Regions from separate parts of the Homo sapiens genome. Here region 2 is linked to region 1. Evidence: chromatin contacts called from ENCODE Hi-C or POLR2A ChIA-PET data. All regions are on one chromosome and are shown on one strand. Each heading gives the region's core, a stretch centred on a gene start or an enhancer-like site at or near the end of the contact. The rest is flanking DNA. Distances are from core to core; before and after follow the strand shown. Region 1 overlaps TTC9 (tetratricopeptide repeat domain 9). Region 2 holds the start of PCNX1 (pecanex 1).

Evidence for each region. Hi-C counts contacts between places; a loop is a spot of excess contacts on that map. ChIA-PET counts read pairs that join two places held with the same protein, here RNA polymerase II (POLR2A). Pooled maps may share reads with other maps.
Region 2: a loop to region 1 is called in a map with no recorded cell type, with 14 times the contacts of the local background. The contact joins the promoter of PCNX1 here to the enhancer-like site in region 1. A Hi-C loop is called at or near these places in 4 of 168 maps with a recorded cell type or tissue (B cell, CD8-positive, alpha-beta T cell and naive thymus-derived CD4-positive, alpha-beta T cell), 7 of 37 single-sample maps with no recorded cell type and 9 of 50 pooled maps. POLR2A ChIA-PET finds 5 or more read pairs at or near these places in 3 of 52 experiments (GM12878, OCI-LY7 and activated CD4-positive, alpha-beta T cell).

Annotation. Positions count from the first base shown.
Region 1 is chr14:70,662,892-70,667,623 of GRCh38, reverse strand. TTC9 (tetratricopeptide repeat domain 9) reads right to left here. Exons shown (of 3, transcript NM_015351.2): 2 at 1-60. Among named protein-coding and RNA genes, the nearest start is that of TTC9, 23 kb to the right of the region's middle. RefSeq lists enhancers at 240-740, 741-1,241, 1,739-1,898. Within about 2 kb of position 2,028, at least 19 of the 41 ENCODE cell types and tissues checked have a DNase peak (open chromatin) inside an H3K27ac peak, as active enhancers do; they include B cell, GM12878 and OCI-LY7, where a contact is called at or near this core.
Region 2 is chr14:70,906,000-70,910,062 of GRCh38, reverse strand. It overlaps PCNX1 (pecanex 1), which reads right to left and starts at 2,604. Exons shown (of 36, transcript NM_014982.3): 1 at 2,060-2,604. The coding sequence starts at 2,212. RefSeq lists silencers at 1,452-1,791, 1,952-2,291, 2,512-2,701.

The sequences.
Region 1 (4,732 bases), core at 779-3,278:
CTTTGAGGCAATATTCCTTGACTCGTTCATAGTTTACCAGCTCAGCCTGGAGCAGGCAGGCTATGGAGGAAGGGAGGGAAAATGCCATCAGCACAACAGTGGCCAGCTCTGCATGTTTCCCTTGAGTTGCTTCTCTCCAGAGGTTTAGCAGGGTTGGGGTTTTCCACTGGGGTTTACATCTTGGGATTTGTCTTCCAATAATCCTAGCCTCCCTGACCAGTTTCATCACTAAAAAGCCATGTTAACAAGGCTTGAGCAAGTCACTTAACCTTGTATTATGGGTTGAATTATGCCCACCCTTCCACCACCAAAAGATATGTTGAAGTCCTAACCTGCAGTACACAAGAATGTGACCTTATTTGGAGACAGGATCTTTACAGAGGTGATCAAGTTGAGGTCATTACAGTAGGGCCTAATCCAGTGTGACTGGTATCCTTATAAAAAGGGGAAATATGTACACAAAGACAGACACACACAGAGGAAAGACGACATGATAAAACATGGGGAGAAGAGAGCCATCCATAAGCCAAGGAATGCCTGAGGCTACCAGAACCTCACAGAGAGGCATGGAACAGATTCTTCCTCACATCTTTCAGAATAACAACCCACCAGCACCTGGATCTTGGACTCCTAGCCCCTGGAACTGTGAGATCATACATTTCTATTATCTCAAGTCACCCAGTTTGTGGGACTTTGTTGTAGGCAGCCTTAGGAATAAGCTACCAGAGGCAATCATCATCTCTTCATCATCATCTTCATCATCATCATCACCATCATGGCCAATATTTGTTGAGTGCTTACCTTGTACAGATGCTGGTCTCATTGTTTTACATGTATTACTGATATAATCCTCAGAATACTCCAATGTGGGTACTATTACTGTTTCAATTTTATAGGTGAGGAAGCTGAGGCCCAGAGAGCTGAAGAAATTTCCCAAGTCCACACAACGTGAAAGAGACAAAGATGGGATTTAAGCTGAAGCTGTCTGGCTCCAGAATCCAAGTCCTTCCTAATCTAGTTGTTGGAGGGATTATATAAAATAATGGCCATAAAGTACTTAATGTGGGCTTGGCACATAGCAAGCATGAAAAAAATGTTAGTTAACATTCTTAGAATTCTTTTTAGTCTTGTACCAGTAACATCTGCCTCTGACTTCCCTCAAGTTCCCTTTCATGTATATTTGTCTCTGCAGTTCCTGAGAGAGGGGGCTTTCTGGTAGGCTAGTGACCAGCTCATACAAGCCACATGTCTGGACATGAGAGACCTAGGTGTCCCAGGCAAGAGGAAGCTATGGCAGGCAGGTCTCATGGTGGAGAGCTTCCCCATCCCACAAACAGCCATCTTTGAGTAAACCATGTCCCTTTGAGCTTTCCCTTACCAGCCCTGAGCCACAGGGAGCCACAGGGCTGGGACTAGAGTGATGACACGCCTGGAGGATGACTAAATGGCCTTGAAGAATGATTGAAATTTCGTGCCCTAGGCACCTCCCTCTAATCCCAACCCTGCTGAGCCACCTCGCCTCCATTTAACCACTCAAATATCTAGTAGGCATTGACCAACGGCAAAGTATGTTGCATACTTCGGAGGGAGTACAAAAAAAGAGACAGGAAAAAGGCACCTGTCTGCTTCTTCAAAGCAAATAAAAACAGAGACTTAGGAGGCAAAACTGGTGCTTCTGTTCACAACCCGGCTGGGTGGCTGGGGGAGAATGCTGATGCTCTGTTCCTTCTTTGTGCCCAGACTTTTCCACACTGACAGAAGACACCTCAGGATAGAGACAAGTCACTGATTTCAATCTTCAGGGGTCTAACGTCAGTCATTCTGACCCCTTAAATAACTTCCCAGGTATCAGAATTGCTGAGATTTTTTAAGAGACCAGATTTTTTTTGAGCATTTAGGACCAAAAAACTCCATTCTTTCACAGAATGAGGAGAAATACACAGACTGTCAAGATGAAGGTATGAGAACCAGGAAGTGAAAGAGAATCAGCCCAGATCTAGAAACTGACCTGTCAGGTTTCACTGGCTGCAGGGCAGAAAGCCAAGTCAACAGAAGCAACAGGCTGCTAACCCCCGAGGGCAGCTCTTGTTCACCCAGGACTACAATCTTCTGGTGCACCAGGGGGTCCTTCTGATAAGCTGATGCTACAAGCCCCCCTCCCCTCTCCTCCCTCTCTCTCCATGGTGGGATCTTAGGCCCTTCTGTCCCCTTCCTCACCTGCATGTTGTCGGAGCCTGTGCTGGTGCTTATACAGCTGTACAGAGAGAGAGAGGGGTTTCTGTAAAAAGGTTCCTGGATGTGAACCTCACTGACTGCTACCTGTGTGTGACTTGGCTCCAGCACCTGCTCCCAGAGCTAAAAGCTGTCCTGTCCACAGCTTCCACGCTCCCTGCCTGAAGTCCTCTCTGACCGGGCCTAGCAGCCCTCTTCCCGTCCAGCCCTCCCTCTTTGAACAGACACTTCTGTTTGCTGACCCTGGCAGTCTAGGAAAAGGACCATTTAACAAATAAAAATAAAAATAAAATAAAATAACAGTTTTTGAATGCATAAAATGGTGGTGACAGGGGCAGGGGAAGCAAAGAGGCCTGGAAATGGGGAAGCCTCCCCCTTCCCACAAAGGGTTAAAGGAACCACAGCAATCAATTTCTGGCACTTATTTGGTAAAAATATTTCTAGTTCCCCTGCAGATCCGGTGGGAACTGGCATACCTGGCTGTGGACCAGGGTTCAGACTTTGGGGGAGGCAAGGGAGGCAGGGCTAGGCTGGTTATAGGGTGTGGAGCCTCAGCTGACACCACAGACAGGGCCCAGAAAGATGGAGAAATAGCTGGGCCAAGAGGTAGAATCTGGATAAGAAGTTGGGGTGCTAGGCCAGGACTCTTTTTTTTTTTTTTTTTAAATGGAGTCACGCTCTATTGCCTAGGCTGGAGTGCAGTGGTGCGATCTCGGCTCACTGCAACCTCTGCCTCCTGGGTTCAAGCAATTCTCCCGTCTCAGCCTCCCAAGTAGCTGGGACTACTACAGATGCCCGCCACCATGCCTAGCTAATTTTTGTAGTTTTAATAGAGACGGGGTTTCACCATATTGGTCAGGCTGGTCTCGAACTCCTGACCTCTGGTGATCTGCCTGCCTCAGCCTCCCAAAGTGCTGGGATTACAGGAGTGAGCCACTACACCCGGCCCAGGCCAGGACTCTTAAGGGAATCCAGGGGTGGAGGGGGTGACAGCCAGGCTGGAGGCTGGCCTCAGCGCTACCTGCAGGTGATTTTTAGGCACCTCTCTGCTTTGGGTGGGTGGCTACTGGTACATCTAGTAAGCCCATGGGATAGGTAAGATGGGATGACAGCAGGCACGTGTGAGGGCTGAGGAAGTTAAGACGACGTGGACTGGCTGCCTCCTGATTGCTCCTTCCCCATCCCTGTAGCCATTAGCCAGGACCTGGGGTTGCAGTGGACCTCAGGATAAGTGGCATCGCCCCACAGTGTGTCCTCCTCATGGTTATTAATCCCTTCTCTGGTGTCAGAGGTGCTAAATACTTCACATACACTATGTCTTTTAATCCTCACATCAACTCCATGAAACAGGTTCTATTTTTATCCTTCTTTTATAGATGATGAAACTGAGTTCCAGAGAAATGAAGTAACTTGCTGAAGGTCACCCAGCTGGAAGGGGGTAGAATTAGGATATCAGCCCACTTCTGTCAGGCTTCCAAGACTGTGCACTTGACCTCTGGGGTGTCTGTGGGGATGCATTTGAAGCCATCGGAAACCCACACAGCCCCTGGGGAGAAAGAGAGGTCATCTGTGGAAACTCCCTTCTGCTGTGTTCCAAAGCTAACAAGCAAAAATTGATGCCTAACTGCTGGGCACTGGGCGGGGCAGTGGGATCAGCTGATGAGCTGACACCCGCCCCCCCACCCACCTGGGGCTAACAGATGGGCAGGGAGGGCAGAGGTCATGTTATCTCAAATATTCACATGTGGGCTAACTGCTATGAAGGACAAAGGTAGAGAAGGAGCATACCCAGGCAGGAGGGGCCTTACCTTGATCTAAAGTATAATGGGAGGCCTTCTTGGAAGAAGTAGCATTATAGCTGGGATCTAAAGATTGGGTATTTCTCAGCCTCAGCACTATTGACATTTTGGACTAGATGATTTTTTGTTACATGAGGATGTCTTGAGCCTTGCAGGATGCTTAGCAGCTCCCCTAGCCTCTTCTCACTACATGCCACTTGTGACAACCAAAAAATGTCTCTGGAAATGGCCAAGTATTCCCTGGGTGGTGGGGTGGTGGTAAAATCACCCATGTTTGGGAATCACTGATCTGGGTGAAACTGTGACTTTTCAAGGCAGAGCCAAGAAAGAGAGGGAGCGAGAGGGGAATGGCCTATTTCAGAAAGTTTGGGAAGCCATGCATGCCAGGTTGGAGCAGAGAACCAGAGGGAAGGGTAAAAAAGGTGAAGCTGGAAAAGAAAGAAACCATGACACAGAGACCCTTCTGGTCCACGTAGAAGATCTGGGACTTCATTGTGAGGCAAGAGTGGATTTGGATGATGAAGTGATGGTGACTCAGGTGACCAGAGTGGAGGCGGATAAGCAGGAAAAACAGATCAATGTAAGTGGCATCCAGGAGGCAGAGGTGACCAGCAGCAGGGAATTTCTGCAATATTTTCTCTCTGCTGTCCACATTTGCAAGGTAGAGCCGTTCATCTGGGAGATCTTTATTGTCATTTTGG
Region 2 (4,063 bases), core at 1,355-3,854, 240 kb before region 1:
GAGGAGGAGGAGGAGGAGGAGGAGGAGGAGGGAGGAGTCGTCGTCTAGTTAGGTTTTGAAGATACAGCCCCTATTGCTCATAAGCAATAAGTGGCTGAGAACTCTAAAACCAGCAGTCATGCTAACCGCATGTACTGAACTTTGGAAGTTCATTTCTCAAGGCTCTCCATCTTATTATCCATTTCAGGTAAAGGTCTGAACTGATTAAGAACAGCTCAGCACCTTCTGGTTTGGGAAGAGTGGGACTGCCATTAATTGAGATAAGGAAGTCAGAAGCAATCTCAGAAAGTGTCTAGTACATGGTAGACACTCAAATATGTGAGAATTCAGTTTAACTGAACTCCCAAAATGAAGGAAGTAAACTCAATGTCCTGGTTTCCATTTGCTCTAATATTCTTTCAGTAACATTTGCTAACTACACAAAGAGACTTAACCATGACCACACAGTTTACTACAAGTGTTAAAAAAGAAATCTTACACTGGACCCAGCAACTAATCCTTACCTCTCAAAAATCATTTTCAGTTTTAAATCTACAATTCTTCTGGACATAGAAGAAATTTGCTTTGAAAATTTTGTGACAGCCTGAGGATTCTTAAACCCAAAGTAATTAACCCGTTCATTAATGATGTCATATTCCTGGAAGGTATAGTAGTGCAAATAGAACTCCCTAGGCCAAAATTAATTGAAAATTATAATACTTCACGATAAATTTTCAGAATGCAACAAGACTGAACAAGTCCCCCTAATAAAACAAGCCACAAGCCATCAGCATTTCTTAATGGCTTTTTTTTTTAACCTCAAACAATAAGTCCCTTCAAAACAATTTCAACGAAAAATGTGAATCTGCTTGAGAATGTGCACATCTTCCCTCAAGCAGACACTTTTCCTGCCAATTAGTGAAACTGAACTTCACTTAGGGAAGAATTGGGTGTCCTCACCTTTTGCACTTCTCATAGTGGTCCTCCGGGATTTTCTAACTCAGCACCCTGTCTCTAGCTCCACAAAGAACCTCAAAGTTAGCAGAAATACATTCAAAGGAATTCTCCTAAAATAAAAAGTTCAGATCCTTTCCTCCCCTCTGACTACTTTAAAATTTTATATGAAGCCTTAAGTAACATCTCTGTCCACACGAGTTTCCCTAACGCCCCACCCTAACCTGTGCTTTAGAAACTGCGCTTAACAACTTTCAATGTTGCTTTAAAAACACAGATGATTCAGAGAAGCTGATCGCACCGAATTCAGCAACAGGCAGTACTCTCTCTCCCTACTCCTATCCGCCAAAGGCCTTGAACCAAGCCAAACAAATCTGCTGAAATGCCAGCCAGATTCCCCGTTATCTCCCCGCTCCCTCCCCCCAGGGAGGCCAGGAAGCACCACGGCCACCGGCCACGGGGCCGAACAGAGAAGAACCGCTGCGAAGCACAACAACGGTTTTTTAGAGGCAGGAGGGTTCCGAGCCGGGTTTTCAGCCACCACCCAGGACCCCTGGAGGACGAGCCCGGACGACCCCCACACACACTCGGAGCAGAGCCGCACGGTCCCCCGCGCTCCCGGGGCTCCGCACGCGGATTAGCGGCGAGGCGGCGGGCGGCCTCTCCCGGGAGCCCCGGACGAGGGCCGCGGCGGGGGCGGGCAGTGCCGGATGCCGGGCGCCCGAGGAACCCAGCGTGCCAAGGATGGATGCGGCGTCCCCTAAAGCCGCAGAGCGCTCGGCGCCTGCCACACAGCCCCACGGGCGGGGGGCCCCGGCGGGGACGGCCTAGCCGAGTGGCCGCAGGAGGGAACCCCGAGAAGGGGCCTAGGACGCTGCCGCTTCCCAGTGAGCGGGCGGGGGCGGCCGGCGCGGGTTGCCGTGGGCTCGTTGCTCGTGTCACCTCCGAAACCAGGAAAGCCCCGAAGAGAGGAGTGGGAGCACGCAGTGGGGGCGGGGAGCCTCACACCGAGAGGGTGGCGGCCCCCGGGGGACGAGACCCCGTGGAAGAGGAAGAGGGCGCGACCCCAGCATCTCCCCACCGGCTCGCGGGGAAGGAGCCACCCGCTCCCCGCCCCCACACTCACCATGTAGAGGGTGAAGGGCAGGCCCAGCAGAAAGAGCCACAGGTAGAGGTGCAGCGCGTTCACGAAGGTGGCCTGGTGCGGGTCGTAGTACCAGCCCCCGCTGAGCGCGGCCCACACCCCCTGTCGGAGGATCTGCAGCGTCTGCGACCCCATCCCCACCCGGCGCCGCCGCCGTCGCCGCCGCCGCCGCCGCCGTCCCCGCCCCGGCCCCAGCTCGGCCTCGGTCGCCGGAGCCTGCAGCTGCCCCGTCTATCCACCTCCGGAGCTCCGGGTGAGCGAGCCGGCGCTTCGGCGGTCGCTGGTGCTGCTGCAGGAGGAGGAGGAGGCAGCAAACGAGGAGGAGGAGACCCGAGAGGAGGAGGCGGCGAGCGGCGGGGCGGAGGACGGCGGAGAGGAGGAGACCGGCCTTCTGAGAGCCGCCGCCATCTTGTCTCCTAACACCCGGAGCCGCGGCCCGGCCCCCGCCACCCGCGGCCCGCCAGCGCCCCCACTGCCGCCGCCGCGACCCCCGCCGGCCGCCAGCCCTGGGCCAGGCAGAGAAAGAGGCCCGGCGCCAGGGAGCGACCGAGAGGAAGCCGCGCCCCCTCCAGCTCCTCCTCTCCGCTCCCTCCGCCCCCTGGGCCGGCTACGGTGCGCGCCGCGCCTGGTCCGCCGCGGGCGCCTCCTGCCGACGTCCGGGAGAAGCGCGCGTCAACGCGGCCGGGGTTCAGGGCCCCGGGGGCTGCGGAGGTGGCTGAGACGCGGCTGGCTGGTCCGGAGGACCCCATTCTGCCCCTGGTAGGCCCCCTGGCAAGTTCGCCTACGAGTCTCTAAACGGGGTCTTTCTGACTCCGAAACTAACAGATCTTGACTCCAGAAAAGCGTCCTGCCTGTCATTTATGATATTTGTGAAAGACCTAGGAACAACTGAAGCTAACACCTGAGATACTGAAGGCCTGGAAGAGTTAGGTACGGCTGATGACACTGTTGAAAAGTCATAAACGCACCCAAGTTGAGCAAGAACTGTGTTGGCCCGTGTGTGAGAAAAAATAGCCACGTCCAGACTGGGAGAATTTACTACTTCCAAAGACAAGTTAATAGAAGCGGCACAGGACATGGAAGTATGGAGTGGACAGGTTACCATTTGTACGCGGTGATTGTATTTTTAAATGTGCTGTAACTAGCAGCCATTTTTATTAATGGGCCAATCTAAACAGGGTTGAAAAAGATTAACCGTGACGCCACCCCAAATTACAATAGGGTCTTGTAGATCTCTTTTTATAGCTGTAAAAACGGAATCATTCTTGGCTCTGTGTAATGTTTATAAGGCGTGTCTGATCTCACTGAATAAAATTTTATAGAAAAGTTTGAAATTTGAGTTTATTGAAGTTTGGCTTTTATGGCAATAAAAGTACTGTGTATTCCCAGATTACAGTTGCTATAATTAATGAGGGAAACAAGAGCCAAAGGAAACTGGTGATATTTTAAGAAGAGTAATGAAAAACCGTTACAATACCTCCCAGTGCCATACCACTTTATAGTTGCTCAGACACTATCACACCCATTCCATTCAGACCTCAGGACAACCCTTTGAGGGCAGCATAGCAGCTATTGTTATTTTATGGATGAGAAAACCTGTAAACTCAAGTAAGTGATTGGCCAAATGCTTATGGCCACTTATTGCTCATAAGCAATAAGTGGTTGAGAACTCTAAAACCAGCAGTCATGCTAACTGCATGCACTGAACTTTGGAAGTTCATTTCTCAAGGCTCTCCACCTTATTATCCATTTCAGGTAAAAGTTTGAATTGATTAAGAACAGTTCAGCACCTTCTGGTTATCTGTGACCAGCTTAAATACATGACCAGTTTTCGTCAAAGTGCAAATTCTTAGGGCATCATTCTATAGACACTCTGTGGGGTGGTACCCAGCAATCTGTTTTAACAAGTCCTCCGGAGGATTCTAATGTAGCTTACCACTGTAGAACACCACACCATCCCTAGCCTTGATTTGTTTATGTCCTTAT